Linked DNA regions of Mus musculus: region 1 is linked to region 2. Evidence: chromatin loops called from intact Hi-C (ENCODE). Cell type or tissue: left cerebral cortex. All regions are shown on one strand. Links, peaks and the distances in the headings refer to the core of each region. The heading gives the core; the rest is flanking DNA.

Region 1 (10,515 bases), core at 3,392-7,391, 51 kb before region 2:
CCTCCGGGCCCGGGTGAGAGACCAGGGCAGACAAGCAATGCCCACTGGGATCCTGGATGGTGGGGTCTGGGACCTGGCTCACTGTCAATTCGTACAGTACACAGTAGTGCCGTGTCACCCTTTGGGCTTACAGTGTGACCAATGGTGGCTGAGGCCATGGTCTTAGACTAGGTTAGTCTTGGATTAGATTGGACTGGAACTCCAGTGCCTTCCTCATTATCCCAGACCTTGTGTGCCCTGGAGCTGTTGCTCTGAGTCCAGCCCAGGGGGAGGAGGAGGGAGGGGAGGGTGAGGCTGAGTGGTGCTTCCTGTAGTGCACGGAAGAAAAGGAGATGTTCGAGCTGCAGTGCCTGGCCTTGCGCAAGGATGCCAAGATGTACAAGGACCGTATCGAGGCTATCCTGCTGCAGATGGAGGAGGTCTCCATTGAGAGGGACCAGGTAGGTGCCACACTTGTGTTCAGAAACGGAGAACCAGGAGTGTTGGGGTATTGGTGCGGCAGACACTGGAGCAGTAGTCAAAGTGTTTTGTTTTGTTTTGTTTTTTTTATTTATGCTCAGGGTAACTTGGCAGTGTTGGAAGACAGAACCCGGGACTGCTTGTACAAATGCATCAAAGTCTACCTTATTCAAAGGAGGAGCTTATGCGGGAGGAGAACACAGCAGTCCCTGTGGTGGGGGTGGGGGTGGGGTAAGGAGGTGGGAGACTTCAGTAGGGAGAGGAAGCTGCTAGGTGCATAGGCTGTGGGTAGGGAGCATTTGGTACAAGAACCTGTGGTGGCTCCCGGGCAGAGGCAGTAGTAGCAACTCACACCTGCAATCCCAGCAGTTGGAGGTTGAGACAAAATAATTACTGTGAATTTAAGGGCAGCCTGATTTACCATGAATTCCAAGCCAGTTTGGGGTCCAATGTGAGACCCTGTCTCAAAAAGCCACCACTAACAATAACAAAAGCGGTAGCAGCTGAGCCATGTTTGGTAGTACATGGCAGTCCCAGCATGCTGGTCCCCGGATTTAGAGGTAAAGACAGGAGAGTCAGAGATTCAAGGCCAACCTCAGCTAACAGTAAATAGGAGGCCACCTTGGGATAATGAAACTGTCTTCCAAGAAACAAAAGAAAAAAACCTTTGTGTTCATTTAAGAACAGCCATGAATCCTGGTTTGTTTGTTTTTTTTTTTGTTTGTTTGTTTTTGTTTTGTTTTTTAATGTCAAGCTGCATCCAGAATTTATAAAATATGTCACATAGGTGGGACAGAAACACCCACTGGCTATCTGCTGGGGATGTAGGACTTCTCAGTTGGGCTTCCTATGAACTACTGAGCATTAATCACGGGTTTTTTTGGCTGCTTCTCTGAAGTGTTTTGTTTTGTTGTCTGAGACAGTGTCTCATGTAATCCAATCTTGCCTTCAACTCAATATATGTGCAAAGATGGCCTTAAACTATTGATCCCACTTCTGCCTCCCCAGTGCTAAGAATCTGGTCATTTCCAACTCCGCCCAGGGTTTGTTCATGTACACTGAGAGCCCTGACTGCTTTGAGAATCCCTCCAGTTCAGCAGTTCCAGCCATACACCAGGGTGGTTGATGTCCAGCCAGGACCTGAACTGCCAAATGAGAGCCAAGAGCATCAACCAGGTCCTTTGCTGAGGGTGTGCCCTCTGCTATTCCTACAGGCTATGGCCTCCAGGGAAGAGCTGCATGCACAGTGTACCCAAAGCTTTCAGGACAAAGATAAGCTTCGAAAGCTGGTTCGAGAGCTGGGTGAGAAGGCAGATGAGCTGCAGCTACAGCTGTTCCAGACGGAGAGCCGATTACTGGCCGCCGAGGGCAGACTCAAGCAGCAGCAATTGGACATGCTCATCCTGGTAGGCCTCTGTGTCTGCTGTCGCCAGGGTGGGCTGGGCAGTGAGAGAGCTGGGGAGGATGTGAAGTCAAGGCAGGATTCCAAGAGGAACCATCAGCCTGGAAGCAGCCCTATCACTAACCTGCCATGACTGCTGCCCTGCTTGTGGCCTCGGAAAATGCCTGGCCTTCCTAAATCCCAGTTTTCCTCATTAGAGCTCTTCATGGCGAAGTGACAGCCACAGATGTAACTCAAGGTTATCCACACCACTCCAATGACTGCAGCCTTGACCAAGGAGTAACCTTCAGGTGGCTTGGAGTGTAGTGTTAAGAAAGACATATTCTGGGCATATCTAGAAACATGTGCAGGGCCTCCCTAGAGGATGGAGCCTGGATGGGGCTCTTACCATGCCCTACACACCCCATACCCAGGTGCTTGGAACCCCTACAGCCCACTGACCAACTCCCTTTTCTGTGGCCACAGAGCTCTGACTTGGAAGACAGTTCACCCAGGAACTCCCAGGAGGTGAGTGTGGACATAGAGTGGTCCTTCCCTGGCCTTCAACCTCTACCTGACCTCACACTCATCTCCCACATGGTCCTGTCCCCTTAAACTGGGCTGTCCCTTTTCTCTCATTTTGGGTTGGATTCAGGGAAGAGTGCTGGCCAAACTCTAAGCTGTTGCTGTGAGCGAAGTGAGAAGTGAGTCATAGACTAATGTCCCATATCCTGGCCTCTCAGGACAAGAGCTTCATGCTAGGGTTTCCTTTGCCTGTTGGCCTGACTGGGACGGAGTCCCTGAGAATCTCTGTGCAGAGGGGTGATAGTGATGGCTGTGTCAACTGAGGAGCTGGAGTCAAGCGGGCAGTGGGCTGGGCCACACTTAGTACAGGAAGGGCAATGGTGGCTTGTAGCATGGTCTAACTGGGTGGCGTGTCTCTGTTTGGAAGCTCTCACTGCCTCAGGATCTGGAGGAGGATGCCCAGCTCTCAGACAAAGGTGAGGATACCGTGTACTATCAGAGGCATGTAGGCTGCAGTCTCCTGGCCTCCCTAACCCTGGCCCATCCTCAGCACGTAAAGCTGTGTCACTTACTTTGTCTCAGAATTCACACCACTCCAGCCAAGGATGATACTCCCCAAGGCAAGGAGAGTCAATGGTGAAGGGCAGAACTCTTAGACTAACACACCCGGAGAATAAGGAATCTGATTTGAATGTGGGACTTAGGTCTCAGGGTCTGTGGCTCAGAGGACAGTGATTGTGGAGGCCCCATCCCTCATAGGCCCATCTTTCCCCACTAGCCTTCCTCCTGCAGGGGGAGATACTAGCCAGTACCCAGGTGTGCTCAATGAGGAGGGGAGGAATAGAGCTACGGACAGGGCCACAAGCAAGGAGCTGGGGGTTGTGCTATCCACAGCAGGCTGACAGGCGGGACCCTCCTCTGATCTAATAGCTGGGGGGTGGCAGCTGGGGCAGCTGAGGGTGGGTGGCGAGAGGGTCTGGCGCAGGGAGGAGCCCAGGGAGCTTTCGTGACAAGTCAGACAGACTTCCTCAGCTCAGCCTTACCCCAGGCTCTAACCAAAGGCAAAAGGGGAACAAGAGGTGTAGATGGAGAAGCACGGGTCACCCACTGCAGCCCCCAAGACCCAACCTGAGGTCACTGAGCTCCATGTGGGCACACAAGGAGAAGGATGCAAGAGCAGCCAGCTCCCTTGAAGGCATGCCAACAGTTAGGCACAACGAAAATGAGAGGGGAAGGGGGCAGGGCTGCTGGGACGGGGTTGTTCTCACACCCTGAGCCCTCCTTGGATATAATTGTTTCTTGATGTTCATAGCCTTCCCTGCACATCTTCTACCTAGAGGCTTGAGCCTTGGTTTGCCCAGGACCTGGGGCATGCTGGCTCTGGCTACCTGGAATGATTATTCTTCTAATTAATATGGTGTACTTGCACTAACCCAGGCCCCCGATGCCCTGAGCTCTCCACTGAGGCTGCCCCCACACCACCCATGGGAACCACTAGACACAAAAATGTTGCCAAGCTAAAAGGGACATGGACTGGGGCATGCATTCGCAAATAATCATGGGGACCTGGAGTCTTTCCTAGCCATCTGTCCTTGTGTTTGGTGACAGTCAGCTTGGGCGGTATGGGTGACTGATGGTAGGAGCCCTGTTGATGTAGCAGTCAAGGGCTCAGCCTGTTTCTGTGAAATGCAGTCCCCACTGGACTCATGCAAAGGTCCCAGCCCGTAAGGCTGACCTAGGCTAATGCTAGTTGGGCTGTTTGCAGAGGGAGGTGGCCATACCAGATGGGGCCCCCATAAGCACAGATCTTCCTTTCAGGTGTACTGGCAGACAGGGAGAGCCCAGAGCAGCCCTTTATGGCTCTGAACAAGGAGCATCTTTCACTGACCCATGTAAGGCTGATTGGGGTTCCCAAGAGCCCTGGTTACTACATGGCTGATCCTGGGGAGGAGGGTGACGCCACTGGACAGCTGGGGATCACAAGGTCTTTGGTAGTGTATGGGTAGGATGTAACATTTGGATAGTGGGGTGGTTGGACAGGGGAGGGGACAATGTAAGGACACCCATACTGCTGTTCACTGCAAAGAAGTCTTCCACTCACCTGGCTACAAAGGGGTTGTCACCCCACGCTCAGTCATCTCGGAGTCCAGCAGACCCCACGGCCAGCTAGCTATGCTCCACACCTGCTGGAGTCCCAGGGCTGCCGTGGTAAGGCCACGGTGTCCAGCTGCCCGCCCCGTTGTCCAGCTGCCGGCCCCGTTCCTTCTCTAGGGCATGGGGCCCAGCAGCAGCGAGCCCCCGGAGAAGGAGCGGCGGCGCCTCAAGGAGAGCTTCGAGAACTACCGCAGGTGTGGGGCGGCGGGCAGGACGGCTGGCGGGTGGGACACCTGTGCCTACCTGCTCACACTGCGGGCCCCACAGGAAGCGGGCGCTCCGCAAGATGCAGAACAGCTGGCGGCAGGGAGAAGGGGATCGCGGGAATACGACAGGCAGCGACAACACCGACACCGAGGGCTCCTAGCGAACCGCGCCGAGGCTGAGCATCTGTGGAATTGTGAAAGGATGCTGCGGTTTTTTTTTTTTTTTTTTTTTTTTTACTGTATTAGAATTAGAAAATGCAACTAAATAAAATAATCACCGAGCTGAGCCTGTTGGTTGGATATGCAAGCGGGGCGACACCAGGGGGCAACAGAAAGCAGTGCACCGGTGGCGGATGGAAGCCGAAGAGGGCCGCTTCCGGCCGCTGCGCCCGTTACCAAAATGGTCGACGCAGCTTCACGGGGCGGTGCAAGAAAAGGTGGCTAAGGATTCGCAGGCGGGATGTTGCGGACAGCGCTGAGCCGCATGCCGACACTACTTCGTAGTGTGCGGACCCGGGATTCCGGACCGCGGCGGCTTTGGGATTTGGGGGCTCGCCTAAAGACCGCGGAGAGACTTCGGGGCTGGGCCTGGGGCTGGGCCTCGGGCTGGCGGAGCTCGAGCTCCGCGCCGGGATCAGGGCGTGCGGCGGCGCTGGGGCGCGTGGAAGCGGACCACTATCAACTCGTCTACACCTGCAAGGTGGGCGCTGTCGGCAACACCTGGTGCTGGCTGGTTTCCTGTTGGTGTAGGGTCCTGGCAGAAACGTGGAAGTATCCTTCGGACCAGGGAGGAGGCGGAGTCTTTACAAATGGCTGGGTGGGAATGAGGCACAGGGCCTTCTAGGTTGGGTTATCAGGAGACAGGCGTCTAGAAATGACGCCGTCGCCTAGGTGGGATCATCAGAGAAAGGGTTGAGGCTGTCCCTCGGGATGGAGTTAGACCTTGGGAGAGACTTTCCTGTGTATGCCTTGCCTGACCACCTCTCTAACCCAGCTAGGTCTGTGGGACTCGGTCATCCAAGCGCATCTCAAAGTTGGCCTATCACCAGGGCGTGGTCATCGTGACTTGCCCTGGTTGCCAGAACCACCACATCATCGCAGACAACCTAAGCTGGTTCTCTGACCTGAAGGGGAAGAGGTGAGGCCAGCTGGGAGGGGTAGGAGACAGTAAGATTGTGGCCCTGTGTGAGCCTGGATCCATTGCCTGGATCTCTCTACCTGGACAGCCCAGCTTCCACGTGGACCTGGAAGCAGTTGAATTTGAACTTCAGATGAACCATGAATGGCCCCAAATATGGCAAACTAGTTCTATGGCTCTACCTCTGTCACTGCCTGACCTCTGATCTCGCCAGGGGCCTTATCAATCTCTAGTGGAGGCTTTTTGTCCTCTGCCAACTCAGGGCAGATGGAAGGGTATGTGTCAGATTATGGACTGGGGCAGCCTTCAGTGGTGTTCCCACTTTTGGGAGAGCAGTGGGGAGGGCCAGGAGTCAGTTTGGAGGCTGTGCCTGATGCCTTCTTAATGTTCTATGAGGAGGGATCAGTGGCAGGAGTAAGGGCAGAGCCACAGAGGAGATAGCCTGTGATAAGTGTGCAGGCCTTGGGTCTCTAGGGTTCGCCTCTTAGACCTGGACTGCAGAGAAATCTCAGCTCTGATATGTAGGGACAAGACTGAAATGCAGGGATGGGTGTTACCTGGTGAGAGGCAGGGCCACGGCCCTTGGTGGTACACTGTACGAGAGAGATGGCTTCTGAGGACTTGTTAACAGATACATTTGGTGAAGGTGCCATTAGGTGCCTGCAAGGTACTGGTGTCACTTGGATGCTGGGACAAGTGTTCCAGGCCCAAGATGACCATGGGATGCCCTTGAGGGAGCCCAGAGTAAGGCTGATGCTGCTCTTACTGTCTTGCAGGAATATTGAAGAGATCCTAGCAGCCAGAGGAGAGGAGGTACGCCGAGTGTCTGGTGACGGTGCCCTGGAACTGATTCTGGAGGCTGCTGTACCCCCTGACACCCCAGAAGGGGATGAGGATCCCCCCAACCCTGGCAAGATGGGACAGAGCTGATCTGCATACTCCTACAGCTGCAGACTCCAGTCTTCCCAAAAGTCGCTCCCTTCACTTGGAGCCTCACAAGCCTGCTGCTGTTCCTTGTCAGTAAAAAGCCATCACCTCCAGGCACCGGGCCTGGGCTCCTGTTTTTCTCTTGTGAAGTCAGAACAACTCTGTGGCTGTAGGAGCCCAGCCTCATGCCCACCCATGATAGCCACAGTGGTGGCTTCGGGGGTGGCTTTGTCCCAGTGCAGTCGGTCTCCTTCTTAAGTAGGGCTGGATCTGGTCTTGAGTTAGGCTCGTGGCCTCAGGTGGTTTTTTGTTCCTCAGAGCTCTTTACTTCTTCCTTCTATATGACCTGCCTCCACCCCCACCCCACCCCCAGCCCTGGTGGCTTCTGTTGTTGAGCTAGTGTCCAGCCCAGCCCTGAGGTTTGGTTTCTGTAGCAGAACTGGCTGCTCTGGGTGGCCGCCGAGGAGCAGAGCGCTGCTCAGAGGCTTAGGGGAGTGATCCAGGCAGAGGCACACCACACACACACACACACACACACACACACACACACACCACACCACCCATGAGCTGCCTGCACCTCTCAATCCTCCTGTCTTGAGGTCCAAGAGGAGATGCATGGAAGTGATGAGGGCCGTATCATGCTTGCCTTGTGTGTGCTTCATCTCCTAACTTGGTTTGACATGCCTTTGGGATAGTCTTGTGTTTAGGAAGTCAAGCAGATGCACAAACAGGCTTTTTGTGGGAGTTTCTGGGCCCTGTGACCTTCAACATCTGGCAGGGGGGATCCTGGGACAGGGGGTGGAGAAGGCAGTTGACACGGACACAATGCTTCCCTGGCTCCTGGGACCCCAGCTAGTGATTAGCAGTTCACTCTGGGCCCTGGGAGGCCGGGTGCACTTGCAGTCTGTGCCTTCCCTCGATTACCCCCTGTCCTTCCCTCAGCAAACACCCTGCTATTATCCCCACCCTAGCCTCCTGTGCCATTTGTACAAACTGTCACATCCTGGAGGAAGAGCCAGCCTCCGACTCCAGCCTGCTCCCTGTGGAGGACACCGAGGTCAGAGGAGCCGATTGCCTTGCTTGTGGGCCTTCAAGTCAGGAACCAGTGGAGCCTGGCTGGGCTGCCTCGTCCTCAGGTGTCTGGGCCAGAGTTGTCGGAGGCCTGGGGCTGGCTAGACCTGACAGTACAGAGCTGGATCTAGCGTATCTCCTCTAGATGGGAAGCCCATGATTTGGACTTACCTCCTGTGTGTGTGTGCCTTCTGCCTGTTGCTGCTCCAGAGCCTCCTTCCCAGGGAGGGTCTCCTGTGCATCAGGATTTCACTTGAAGCTTCACTTTCCACATAGTCCATTCTTGCAGAGTCCATACCTCACCGTGTTCTGCAGACTCACCACGGGCCACAGTTCCCAATCATGTGGCCAGGTTCCTGACAGCCTGGAATTGTTCTGACTAGTTTAGTTCTCCATTCCTTCCTCCCTTTCAGTGGAGACTAAGTAAAGTACCACCCCAACATCACAGCACCTCTTGGCCAGACCAGCGTGACTCCTGTGGGGTGGCTTGGCTCTCTCAATACATCCCCTTCCCATGGCAGCCATCTCTGGCAGCTGGCCTCCCGGCACCTGAGCAATTTCAGCCTGCCCAGAAGCGTGGCTGCCTCTAGAGCAACCACAGTGCTCTAGACGATAGAGAATTCTCTAGGCTATTTTACTGGTCTTAGCTATGTTCTGCTACCCTTGGCCCATCAGGACACTCCCCAAAGGGCCCAATCAGGATCTGAGTTACATGGGGTGCTGCCCACTACATGAACATTGAAGACAAGTTCCTCTGTGGCTTAGATTGGCATAATCCAGCGCTTGTAATGGGAACTGCTAAGACATAGGAAGCTCTGGGGCTGGGTCCAATCCAGTCGGGGGCGGGGAGGCTGCTTGGAAGGGCTAGTCCTGAGTGTTTACCAATGTACTGTGACATCCCTGGCTTCTGTTTCCTGTCTCTGGAAAGTCAGCATAATGGAGAACAGCAGAGAAAGCAGCAGTAGCGGCTCTGGCCCCGCCTCTCACTGTCGCATGCAGCAGAGACATGCTGCATGATCTCAGGGGCCTTGTACACTGCACTGGGTAAGCCAATACCATGTCCTGGGAAGGCTGACACAAATTCCAACAGAAGCCACACTCACTTGGCAGACTTTTATTTTTGGGTAAAACAAAACAAATGTACCTCTCGGGTCAGAAAGGACCCATGAACAACATGGCAAACACATGTAAGCAATAAATACGCATGTACATTCAAGTATGCGGGGCGGCCACCATGTCCCGCCCGAGACCCTGTGCTCTAGTATCTGTTTCTGCTCTCAGAGTGATGTTGCCTCTCCCTCTCAGAAGTTGGGTCCTCAGTTTCCCTTGCCCTGGCCCTCTGGGTAAGAGGCCCTGGGTTAGACAGTTGTACAGAGCCCTCCAGTAGGGCTACCTATAGGACTTGTAGGCAAGAACTAGGACCACGGTCCCGAAGGGTCTGTCTCATGGATGCCCCGGCAGTTCTGGCTGAGTCTCCACCCCAACTACAGTGCCCTGTGTCCAATTAAGATATGGACCCCTCCTTGGGGAGAAAGCCAAGATATCATCTCCCTAGTAATAGAAGGTAGATGCTCACTAAGAGGACTGAAGGATCTAGTTGAGAGGATCCCTCATGAACGTCCACTACCAGCCAGAGCTCAGCACTCCTAGTACAAGACCCTATGCTTGGAGACCTGCCTCTCCCCTCTGCCAGGGGCAAGCTCCATCTTTCCTCAAAGGCCAAGTGCAAGGCTGGGGACTACCAGGTCAGGGTGTCTGGACTTTGTAGCTGCCAATCTCCCTCAGCAGGGTTGGGCACAGCCAGGCCAGGATAGTGCCTGCCCTGGGGTCGTGAGGCAGATCAGAGTGTACCTCCTTCATAGCCATCCCAGGACCAGCTGGGGGACAGAAGATGCCTTAGCACTGTAGCCCCCACCAGAAGAAGTCCTTGAAGCCCCTCTGGGGGCCTTGGGAGAGTTGGCAGAGTTTCACATTTGGCAGGGCAGGGCTTGAGGGAAAAGACTCTGGACAGCACCGGGGCTCGGGGCCAACATGCTGAAGGCCCGGCCTAGGGCAGGGCAGGGCAGGCCTGCAGGAAGCTGTGGAGATCCATGGGGACAGAAGCATGCCCTCCCCCATATAGCAGCTCTAGCCTGCACCCACCACCTGGGATGGGGGGGCCTTGTGCACCCACCATCTGGCTCAGTGGGAAGGGGCTGGGGCTGAGCTGGCTGTCCATCATGGCCTTGGGAAGATTTGGCTTATTGGGGGATCATGGCCACTGTGGACAACCGTGAGCCTACAGAGTCCAGAGTAGGGTATGGCTGGCTGTAGGGGCGAGGCCTTAGCTGGCACCCGGTGGACACTGCTGCTGGGGATCAGGCAGCCCACTGGCCTCTTGCTCTGGACTCCCAGCAAGGTCCACACGCTGCTCATCCATCCGCTTAGCCTGCACCCTCTGGATAAGGCTGAAGAAATCCTCATCAGGCATGGTAGGGCCACGGGGCAGCACATCAGGGGGTGGGCAGCGCTGGTCATCAATCCTGGAGGACTGGGCAGACACACAATGGAGGTTGGTGGTCTTGTATTTCTTGGGTCTTTAGAGGGCCTATGGACCTATCCTGGCACTGGGAAGGTGATGGGCTTATTGGAAATCTGAAGACAGCAAACACTGG
Region 2 (10,515 bases), core at 4,185-8,184:
TTCTGCTATGTGGAGGATTCGGGAATTGAACTCAGGCCATCAGACTTGGCAGCAAGCCCCTTCTCCCATGGCACCACCTGCCAGCACAGATTTTTTGACACAGGGTCTCTGTAGCACAAGGTAGTCTTGAATTTATGTCCCATAAGTTGTCCAGTTTGCCTTTAAAATTATACACTTCCAAAGACCAAAGAGAATGGGACAGAAGACAAAATGACCCCCTCCTGTAAGTAGGAAAGCTCAAATAGCTCACAGGCTGAGCTATCTCCCAGCCCCCTGGCATCTACCTCTTCTTATTAGGGCCCTGGCCTGGCAGACTGGGATCTTACTCTTAGGACCTCATCTAATTAAAAAAAAGATTTATTAATTTTTATTTTATGTGCTTTTGTGGTTTGCCTTCCCGTATGTCCGAAGGTTCCAGATCCCCTGAACTTGGAGTTATAGACAAGGTATGAGCTGTCATGTCGGGGCTGGGAACTGAACCCAGGTTCTCTGGAAGAGTAGTAGCCAGTGCTCTTGTGAGCCATGCTCACAAGCATGTGTAATGGGATCCCATGCCCTGTTCTGACATGCAGGAATACATGCAGGCAAAATAAACCTTTAAGAAAAGATTAATAAGCAGGCAAGGGGCCCTCAGCCTCACTGAGTCACTTCTTCACCCCATCCCTATCTATTTCTTTAATGGCTTTTTGTTTTGTTTTGTTTTGGTTTTTTGGTTTTTCGAGACAGGGTTTCTTTATATAGCCCTGGCTGTCCTGGAACTCACTTTGTAGACCAGGCTGGCCTCGAACTCAGAAATCCACCTGCCTCTGCCTCCCAAGTGCTGGGATTAAAGGCATGTGCCACCACACTTTAATGGCTTTCTTGCAACATCAATTTGGGGGATACATTCAGACCATTGCAGTATATGGGTGCTCATTGCTTATGTGGGCCTTGAGTCTGGATGATGATGATTGATGATGATGATGATTCTCTGTCTGGGGCTAGAAATGAACCCATCCCTGCTACATGCATCTGTCCACGTGCCACTTCATATAAAGTCTGACCTGCTATGAGTCTTTTCCTGTGCCAGGTTATGCTCAAAGCTTTAAGTCACCCTGCTAATCATCAGAGCATGCCATTAGTGTGGACTGTGCTGCCTCTGTAGCCTGAGGTCATCAGATTCCAATCTCCTCTGTCACCATGGCAGGTGGCTTTTGCTGGAAAGGGGACACCCAGCAAGACTTCTGACCATTGGTTCTGGAATTGTTAAGGACAGGACCTCAGAATCACAGCTGGGCAAGTGTCAGACATGGATCTGTCACCTGATGCCAGCACCCTCTTTGCTCAACTGGTCCAGCAGCATTGCTCACTGTGGAAGCCAATGGTTATGACGTAGAAGAATGCCTATAGGGGTAGGGCAGGAGAACAAAACTTAGTTCTGGACGGGACCATGTGTACCATAGCTTCACGCAGTGGCATGTTTTGAATTCAGTGTGCTAGATGGATCGAGCACATATCATAGCTTGGAAGATGCCTTGGAGCCATGTCAACCTGAGCACCACAATGGCCTCAGCCTGGAGGATCTGATGTGACTGCTGGACAGCATCACTGTCACTCTCCAGCCTGCCCTGCTCTAGCGGGGCAGCATTGGTGATTAGAGGTGAAGGGAGCCTGGAGGATCTGATGTGACTGTTGGACAGCATCACTGTCACTCTCCAGCATTGGTGATTAGAGGTGAGGGGAGATAATGTCCCGTATCCTCAGATCCTCAAGGATGAAGACAGTCTTCACCATCCCAGCCCAACAACACAGGTTGGCTGTTTCAATATTTTGGCTGGGTAGGTGTCTTAGTTAAGGTCTCTAATACTGTAAAGGGAAACATTTACTTGGGGCTGCCTTACAGTTTCAGAGGTTTAGTCCATTATAGTGAGAAGCATGGCAGCAGACAGACATGGTGCTGGAGGATTTGTAAGCTCTACATTCAGACCAGCAGGCAACAGGAAGAGAATACCACAGTGGGTGTGGCTTGATCATCTGAGGCCTCAACGCCTCACTGGGTGACAAACTTTCTCCAATAAGACCACACCTACTCCAACAAGGCCACACCTCCTAATAGTACCACTCCCTATGGGTTTAAGAGGGCCATTTTTATTTAAACCACCACAGTGGGATTTGCCTCTGTAGGCTCCCTCTAAGCCCTCACCACAGTCATGCCATGATTCCTACCTCAAAGAGCAACCATGAGTACTTACACTATGAGTAAGCCAACTGCCAAGGATGCCCAGGGAGGGATTAGCCATCTTCATGACTTCATGGTTAGATCTTTTGGTCCCTGCCCTTAGGTATGACATTTACAACATGGCTTTTGGCAGAAAAGTATTTCCTCTGTTATGTTAGGGTCCTCTCATCTTCACCATTGAATGTACACACTTGTTAGAAATGCTAAGGTCCTGATGATTGCCATCCATGTGACCTCTATAAATTTTACACAGGCTTCCCCCAACCCTTTTTTTGAGACAGGGTCTTACATTGTGGGCTAGAACCTACTATGCAGATCAGACATGGCCTTGAGATTGCAGCAATCTTCTTGCTTTGTCTCCCAAGGGCTGGGATTACAAGTGTGTACCACAAAGTCCAGCTTTCCTGGACTTTGGATCTATATATGCTTTAGACTTCTCAAAAACATCCTAGGTGCTGGAAGACCACATAAGATGCCTTCACTTCTCAGAATTCTATACCTAGCCAAACTAACTTCTCTAATGCTCTAATGGAGAATGGGACAAAGACCTCAGAAGAGTTTCTGTTCTCATGAAGGAAGCCACTAGCAGAATATGTTCCACTAATCCTAAAGAGGCCAACTAGAAAGAAGAGAAGGGGAAAAGGGAGTAGCAGGCGCTTTCTGGGAAGTATGGGGACTTCCAGGACAAGTAGGATAATAAGATCTGGAGGTGCTATGTCTGGGGTAGAGGACTACAATTCAGTGTGGAACAAATCAGAAGATTCTGTAGTATTGGAAGCCCTGTGAGCCCAACACCCTGAGGACTTTGGAATTTGTCCCTTCTGGCTTAGAGCAGGTGAGTGTAGGGATGGGAGAGCAAAAGCAGACTTGGGGAAGACAGTTAAGGACAACCATTATGGAAATGGGTAACTGGGTGGGTGCTGGACATGGCTGTTTCCTTGACGCTCAATGACAATCATCATGTAAAACAGTAATGCTGTGACCCATAGGAGACTTTGATCCGGTCATAGAAATGAACTAAACAGTATAGTTAGTTAGTAGGTCTATGGTGATCAGGACAGAGGAGGGCCACAAGGCCTTCACCTCAGACTCAGGCTACCACTCCCTCCCTCTGAGGCCGCACGTGGTCTTGTAGGTTAGGATAACTCAAGATGGGCCTCCTTGGAGGTACACCTGCTCACAAGTTACTCCCACTTCTAAAATTAAGCTCAGTAAATTCATTTGTTTCCAAACTGGACTTTCTGGGATCTTTCTTTGATCTGTTGAAGCCTTAAAGTCATATAAGCACATGAACTGCCCTGGAATCAAAGCATCATCAGAGAAGATGCCTAGAGCCTCTTGACTCTTTCTGCTTAGGAGAAGAAGGTATTGACTGTTGTGTAGAGAGTCAGGTTCATGCCTGCTCCAGCCTGGCTTCTTATTCCCCACAGGGACAGCCATGTTCCCAGAGCTGCCAATCAGAGACAAAACAGCAGAGACAGGTGGCTAGGCCAAGAAGAAACTGCCAGGAACCAGAGTGGGAGAGTCTGGCTAGAGTCTCCAGAGCCATACGATGGGGAGTTCTTTTAAAACTTGGGAGACCAACTAATTTGGTCATATTACCTGTCAATGAAAAGAAATAACTTTTGTGGGGCTGGACACATGGCTCAGTTGGTTAGAAGCACTGTTGCTCTAGCAGAGGTTCTGAGTTCTATTCCCGATACTCACATAATGACTCACAACCATTCATTCATAACTCCAGTTTTAAGGGATCCAACAGGCAGACATGTGGTTTACATACATGTATGGATGTAAAAATTTCATACGCATAAACAAAAAATAAATCTTAAAAAACCCCTCTTGTTTTTCTTTTGAACTTGAAGCCCTCTGACTTTGGCAAAGATCTGTATGGTCTCACTCCTTACCTGTCCAATGCCTGTGACATGGAAACACCCATTGGACAACTCCAGCATTGTACTCAAGTATTCAGCAACCCAGTTGCAAAGCTGGCATGTTGTACAACAGTTTCCTCCTAGATTGAAACATTCCATCCTGTAGGAATCACCTTAAACATGAAGGCAAACAACTCAAAATAGCTTCAGGAAGTCCCTGAAACTAACCAGATTCACTAGGCCCTCTTCCTGCTAGAGAAAGCAACAAAAGCTAAGAAGCCCTCTTAGAGGACCCAAGCTGTAAAGACTTGAGGCCCGTGCAGCTGCTTGGAAGAGGTGTAAACTGAGTCACTTTCCAACCTGTTGAGCTGCCTGCAGACTCTAAGGCTTCCCAGCTTTGTGAGCAGTCACGAGTGGTGCGGTGGGCCTTGGTGATACAGCTGTCTTTGAGTCATTTCTGCTCCTATAAATAACCCCTCATGTAAATAACAACGAATAAAACCCGTTGTTCCCTAAGCTGGACTTTGGTGATGGCCGTACTTTGGTCTGACATGGGACATATGTGTTTCATCTTTCCACTCTAGAGAACATTTTGTCACTTGCATGGTATAAAGGCCATCACTTTCGGGAAGTGAGGCCGGAGCCAAGGCCGCACTGCAGATGAGCCTCAGTGACACAGGGTGAGGATGTTGCTGCTGGTGGGGTATGACCCAGGGTCTCTCTCAGGAATTTCGGTACCTCACAGATTGACCTTTGTCTTAGTTGGGGTTTCTATTGCTGTGATGAAACACCATGACCAAAAGCAACTTGGGGAGAGAAGGGTTTATTTGGCTCGAATATCCTGAATCACAGTCCTTTAAAGGAAGCCAAGGCAGGAACTCAAACTGGGTGGGAACCTGGAGGCAGGAGCTGGTGCAGAGGCTGTGGAAAGTCTGCTTGCTGGGCTGGTGCAGAGGCCATGGAAGTTCTGTTTGCTGGCTTGCTGCTTGCTGACTTGCTGCTCCCATGATTTGCTCACTTTGATTTCTTTTAGACCCAGGACTTTCTTTTCCCAGGGGTTACCCTGGGCCCGTGTGTCAAATTGCTGTAAAAAACCTCCAGCTCAGCCTCTGTGCTTAGCCTTGGGTCAGATGCATCCAAGTCTTGGCCCCCACTGAGAATATAGATGATGACTGGGCTGACCCTTTGCAGGTCCCCAGAACTCCAGACTACAGAAGCCACCCTCCCAGGATTGCCTGCCTAGGGCAGGAGCCACCTTGAGTGTGGTCTTGCGGCAGACGGAGGGGCTATGCCTAGGACAGCATTGAGTTCTCTACCCAAGGGCCCAGGGACGAGTCCCTACCTGCCTCACTGCCGTGGTTCTACTAAGGGACAAGGAGTGCCCTGTGCATCCCAGGAGCAAGGCTATCTTCCAATCTTTGCCCCAAACCATATTTTCTTGAATACCTAAGGGAATTTCTTTCTTTTTTTCTTAGTTCCTTTCCTTTCCTTTCCTTTCCTTTCCTTTCCTTTCCTTTCCTTTTCTTTCCTTTTCTTTCCTCTCTCTCTCTCTCTCTCTCTCTCTCTCTCTCTCTCTCTCTCTCTCTCTCTCTCTCTCTCTCTCTCTTTTTCTTTCTTTTTGAGACAGGATTTCTCTGTGTAGCCCTGGCTGTCCTGGAACTGCCTCGAACCCAGAGATCCACCTGCCTCTCTCTCCCAAGTGCTGGGATTATGGCCACCACCACCCTGCTCCCAGCTGAGGAATTTCCTGATTAAAAAAAAAATTTTTTTTTTCTGAAGTGCTTTTTGGGTGGGAGGGGTGCTCTGTGTCCTTTGGTGGCATCTGCAATTGGAGAACTCCACAAACAGTTTGGGGAGAGGGCACCACCTGCTGGCGTCACTGGAAGTTGCAGGTGGAGAGAACCTTCACCAGGCTGCTGTCTGGTGTCCAAGGAACAGGGAAAGGAAATCAGACTAACAGCGTAGTCTTGCACATTAGCACCCCAGTGGAAAGGTCAAGTGTCACAGCATGTGCGACTTAAAGTGGCAGGGTTTGGGCAGGGCCTGAGCCCAGCATCCTGCTATTCCAACAGCCTCCTGTCACTGTCCCAAGGACACCCACTCCAGCTACAATAGCGGCTCTGCAGGCTTTGAATTTGGTATTACCAGAGGGACCTTGTGCCATATCTAACTGTTTACCCACATAAAAAGTTCCCTGGCTTCTCTCCAGGGCTTGGCTCTTCTGCCTGAGTCCGTGTTTCAGAAGCTGCCTGTTGGCATTCTGGGATCCTGCAGGCTTTCAAGTGGCCGGGCTGCTGCTGCGGAGTCAAGAGCTAGGAGTATGCCTGCAGCAGGCAGCATGAAGCAACCATGAGCTGAGTCAGCGCCAGGACCTGGGGAGAGCTCTGGACCAGGGGAGCAGAGAGGGTGGAGGTGCCTCAGTGGTGTGCACAAACCCTTCCTTGCTTAGTTCAACCTCTCAGTCTTTCCTCACCTTCAGGGGCCAGGTTTACCCTGCTGTACTCTGCCTATAAGCCCACATGGGGCAGCTGCCTATAAGCCCACATGGGGCAGCTGCACAGATAAGGCCCCTGGCACTCAGCCTCCCAGGTGCTAAGCAGGGATTGGGGGGAGGAGCCAGGTTTCTCTGGCAACCCTTGCACAAGTCTGCCTCCCTCACTGACTCCAGCCCTGGGTTCTCAGATACCCACCCACACTCCTGCTCCCAGGCGCTTGCCCTTCCCAGCTGCCCTTCCAGTGAGTGAGTACCTGGGAGAGGGTGGCACCAGATCCTTGCCCAGTCTCCTGCAATTCTTTAGGGGAAGGGGCAAGATTCAGCAGCATGGTAAGGGAGAGGGTGGCACTGGAGAGGTGGACAGGAGAAGAGTTAGGCTTCTTAGCTTTGTTGGAGTTGGAGCCATCTTGTCCTCCGTCCTGCAGGTTGCCCATCACTGGCCTCAGGGCCCACTGTTAGGAGTCCCCTGCACTAGATTTTGGTGTCCGTTGGAGGGCTGTAGGCACTGCCACTTGGCTAATAGTCCCGCTGGAATGCCTCTTGCCCCTGGAGGGGGTGTCTGTGTTAAGGGCTAAGACAGCTGTGGAACCCCAGAGCTGGTGCTTATCAGATCCCCGTTCTGAACCCTTCAGAGAGGGGTGCCCACGGGCTCCTTTCGGATGGATGTTCCCTGGCCAGGAGCTGGCATATTGCAAGCCCCTAGGAGCAGAGCTCTGAGGGCTTCAGGTTCCAGGAGGTTGTACGGAGGTGGATCTCTGCTCTTCCTTTTATGGCTATGGTGACAGAGGTTCTCTCATGGCTTTCGGCAAGGAGCCAGAGCTTAGTGGTATGCTGGCAAGGGTCTGAATGCCCCAGGTGGTGGCCTATTAAGAACCGTTGTCCACAGAAACCGGACTACCAGAGCCTATTCAGCAGGGATTGCTGTTGTTGGCTATGGAAGGTGGCGCTGAGGGACAATAGAAAGGGCTGGCAGGCCCTGTTGAGGCTTGCACTAGTAATGGGGGTTTCTTCTTGTTGCCTTCACTCTGACAGCATGGGTCCCTGGTCCTGCTGGGGACCTTAGTGGGGCAAGGACAGTGTCTCCCAAGGTTTATTGGGTTGTTGTGTCACAGTTTTTGGTTCTTAGCAGAGGGAGGAGCTTTGCAGGAACTGAACTGTAGGAGTGGGCTGGAGGGGCACTCCTTGCATCTGTGCCTGCATTTCCTGCCACCTCCTCTGAGGAGAAGACAGGCATTTGTCCGATCCACATCTCTGTTTCATCTCCATCCTTTCAGCATATGCATCTGCCTCCCTGCATGGTACCATCCTTCCCAAATCGCTTCTATTGTGTTGGGCATGCTTGCATCTGCCACCTCTGTGAGGCCATTGTTTCCTGGGGCTCAGATCAGCCTGAGGCATCAGTTAGCTTCCCTGGAGAGCAGACAGTTGGAATCGGCTGTGGGGATAGAAAGATGGGCAACCAAATCAAAACCTGTAGCCACAGAGCTGGCTGGACCTGCGTAGCAGGTGTGTGTGTGTGTGTGTGTGTGTGTGTGTGTGTGTGTGTGTTTCTGTGTGCTATGTGTATGGTGTGTATATTGTGTGTCATGGAAGAGATTGGTGCTTTGTATCAGGGTGTACCTGCCATCTGCTGGTTATTCCCAGCTCTGACCTGCTTTGGTCCGGGGAGACCAGGATGCTTTTGTTAGAAGCCAGAGACTCTGCTCCTTTTCCTGGCTGTCAGTATTATGGTGTGTTCAGGGCAGGGCTGTGGCAGCTGGGGATGCTGATCAGGCTGCAGTCTGGGCGGTCTTGTTGGCGGTTGGGTGCCATGCCAACGTGAGGACGCCAGACCTGAGTCACTGTTGCTGTGGAATACACTGCGATACCATGCTACTGTGATGGGTGTGGTGCCCTGCTCCCCTCACGCTTTGCTGACTGCCCTAGCCTGCTCTGGGATTTGCTTTTCCAGGGAGGAGGGGGTGAGAAATAAACAATGGGGCTAATTAGAATCATTGCAGGCTTCAGAAGGAAGCCCCTCCCCACGCTGCCACTGCCCACCCAGACTGCAGCCTAAATATAGCATATGCCGTTGGCTGAAGCCTGCATGGGGCTGAGGGGAGGTGCCTATTGGCTATGCTGCGGGGTAACTGTCACTCATAGCTGTACCTAGGTGGTCCATAGAAGAACTGGACAGTGGTCTGGGTTCTGGCATGCATAGACAGACAGACAGACAGACAGACAGACAGACAGGCAAAAATTCTAAGCCCAGCTAGGTGAGCACCTTGTAATCTATGCAATGCTGACCTCCCAGGAGCCCTGCTAAGACTCTGCCCACTCTACTAAGGAGCAGACTAAGGCCCAGGACTCTAAATGAACTTGCCTGAGGCCACTGACCAGAGACCTCTTTCTGCTGGACAGACGGCATGTGACTATTCTGCTGGATTTTCCTCCTATCCTTTTCCTGATAACAAGCTGTCCCTTAGGTGAAATTCTGCACGGTCCCAAGGACCCTCAGGTGGCTGCTGCTGCTGCTGCTGCTGGCTGCAGGGGTATGGTGAATTGTAGAGAGGATTTGGTATTCTGGATATGACCCTGCCAGGACCTTAGACATGTGACTTGGTTCCTCTGGTCAGTGGGCATTATAGAGCTGTCAAGGTCAGAGCCATCAGTGGCTAAGATAGTCCCCAGCCTTTCAGGGGTCTCTGTGAATGCTATGAAAGGGACGTGGCCAGAGCTAGCTGCTAGCAAGGCTGTGCACGTCCCTGAGGAGTCCTGCCCTTTGAGGATGGCAGAGGGAAGCTGGCAGGTACAGCCAGTGTGGTATCAGTGTGGGACCCCTGGTCACACAGTAGGATGGTAGAGGGGAGGTACCCTCCCGAGAGAGGTGAAGGAGGAGGCAGGGTGAGTGGGGGCCTGTGTGGCCTCTAGAGCTAAGCTGCTGCTTTATACCTGTGGAGACAGAGAGGATGGTAGGTTGGTAAGTGTCAGGAGCCCAGGAGCAGGGTGCTGAGGGGCTCAGACCTCCAGAGCCTTGTAGTGAGCTTCCAGGTTGGCTGAGATGCTGCTGGCAGTTAAGTGCAGGCCTGGCCTGAATGGGGCATGTGTGCTCTTTTTCCTGGGCTATGGTCTGCCCAGAGGCCATGAAGCCTTGCTCCTAACTACCCTGTGGCAGACACACAGTACAGAGTTCTGTCATGCCAGCTGCTGTGGCAGTCCTAGGGCAGGGTGGGCAGTCTGCAGGTTTTATCCTGCCGTGGTCTGGGTATCAGCAGAGGTTTATGAGGTGCAGCTGAGGCCTCTGGTGAGCCTGGACTGTGAGAAGGATGTAGCAGCCATCTTCACTGAGCCATTGTATGCCAACGCTGAAAGAGACTAGGAAGGGCAGAGTGCCAAGCCTGTGGGGTAGCATGGGACACACAGAAGGATAGGAACTCCCAGCCTGAAGGATGGTGGCAGCAGACAGGGTGTGTGGGAGCCAGTCTGCAGGCTGCTGCTGCTGCTTTGCATCCTGGGTATTATTTTTCTGCTCACAGGGCTTTTGTTGTAATAACTCAGTTCAGAGCGACAGCCACGTACTGGCTCTGGCTAATCTGTTTTGTTTATGGTGTGGCTTTTTTTTTTCCAGACAAGTCATGCCTCAGTTGGTGGAGACAGCTCGGCCCCAGCTCGGCCCCTAAGCAGCTTCCTGTGGGTGGGAAGCAGGGTTGCTAGCCAGTGAGGAAATTCTGTCTCCCCTTCTCAGAAGCACCCTGTTCCTTGCCACTAGGAGAACATTAACAGGACTTCATCAGCTCCTTTGTGCCAAAGGTAACTGTTATTCAAGGTTGTTTGTTGTGTGACAAAATGTTTCCTAGGGAGATGCAACATTCTCCTTCTACTCACTCCAGATAGACAGACCATGTCAGACTCATGCCAGACAAAAGTAGGGATTCCACCAAGTCCAACTTGGT

What was found. Peaks named below come from ENCODE experiments on the same cell type or tissue, not always from the same donor. Only the 100,000 strongest peaks of a DNase experiment are listed, where the experiment ranks them.
Region 1: a loop joins it to region 2, with 10 times the contacts of the local background. A loop is called at or near these places in 13 of 42 quality-filtered maps.

Annotation. Positions count from the first base shown.
Region 1 is chr2:26,346,683-26,357,197 of GRCm38, reverse strand. Dnlz (DNL-type zinc finger) reads left to right here and starts at 5,088. Exons shown (of 3, transcript NM_026828.3): 1 at 5,088-5,425; 2 at 5,724-5,863; 3 at 6,640-9,080. The coding sequence starts at 5,186. The coding sequence ends at 6,793. Card9 (caspase recruitment domain family, member 9) reads left to right here. Exons shown (of 13, transcript NM_001037747.3): 6 at 1-13; 7 at 315-440; 8 at 1,674-1,865; 9 at 2,327-2,368; 10 at 2,793-2,841; 11 at 4,184-4,257; 12 at 4,637-4,713; 13 at 4,787-5,011. The coding sequence ends at 4,886. It overlaps Gpsm1 (G-protein signalling modulator 1 (AGS3-like, C. elegans)), which reads right to left. Exons shown (of 14, transcript NM_153410.5): 14 at 8,961-10,391. The coding sequence ends at 10,185. In left cerebral cortex, for the core only: CTCF peaks have their summits at 4,842 and 5,041 (motif pointing right); DNase peaks (open chromatin) are centred at 5,089 and 5,564; H3K4me3 peaks cover 2,741 bases; H3K27ac peaks cover 2,403 bases.
Region 2 is chr2:26,296,432-26,306,946 of GRCm38, reverse strand. Gm35807 (a long non-coding RNA gene) reads right to left here. Exons shown (of 3, transcript XR_374168.4): 2 at 6,838-8,018; 3 at 4,903-5,173. It also overlaps a transcript of Ccdc187 not described here. Among named protein-coding and RNA genes, the nearest start is that of Gm35807, 7.0 kb to the right of the region's middle. In left cerebral cortex, for the core only: a CTCF peak has its summit at 5,965 (motif pointing left); DNase peaks (open chromatin) are centred at 5,968, 6,734, 7,476 and 7,877; H3K27ac peaks cover 1,906 bases.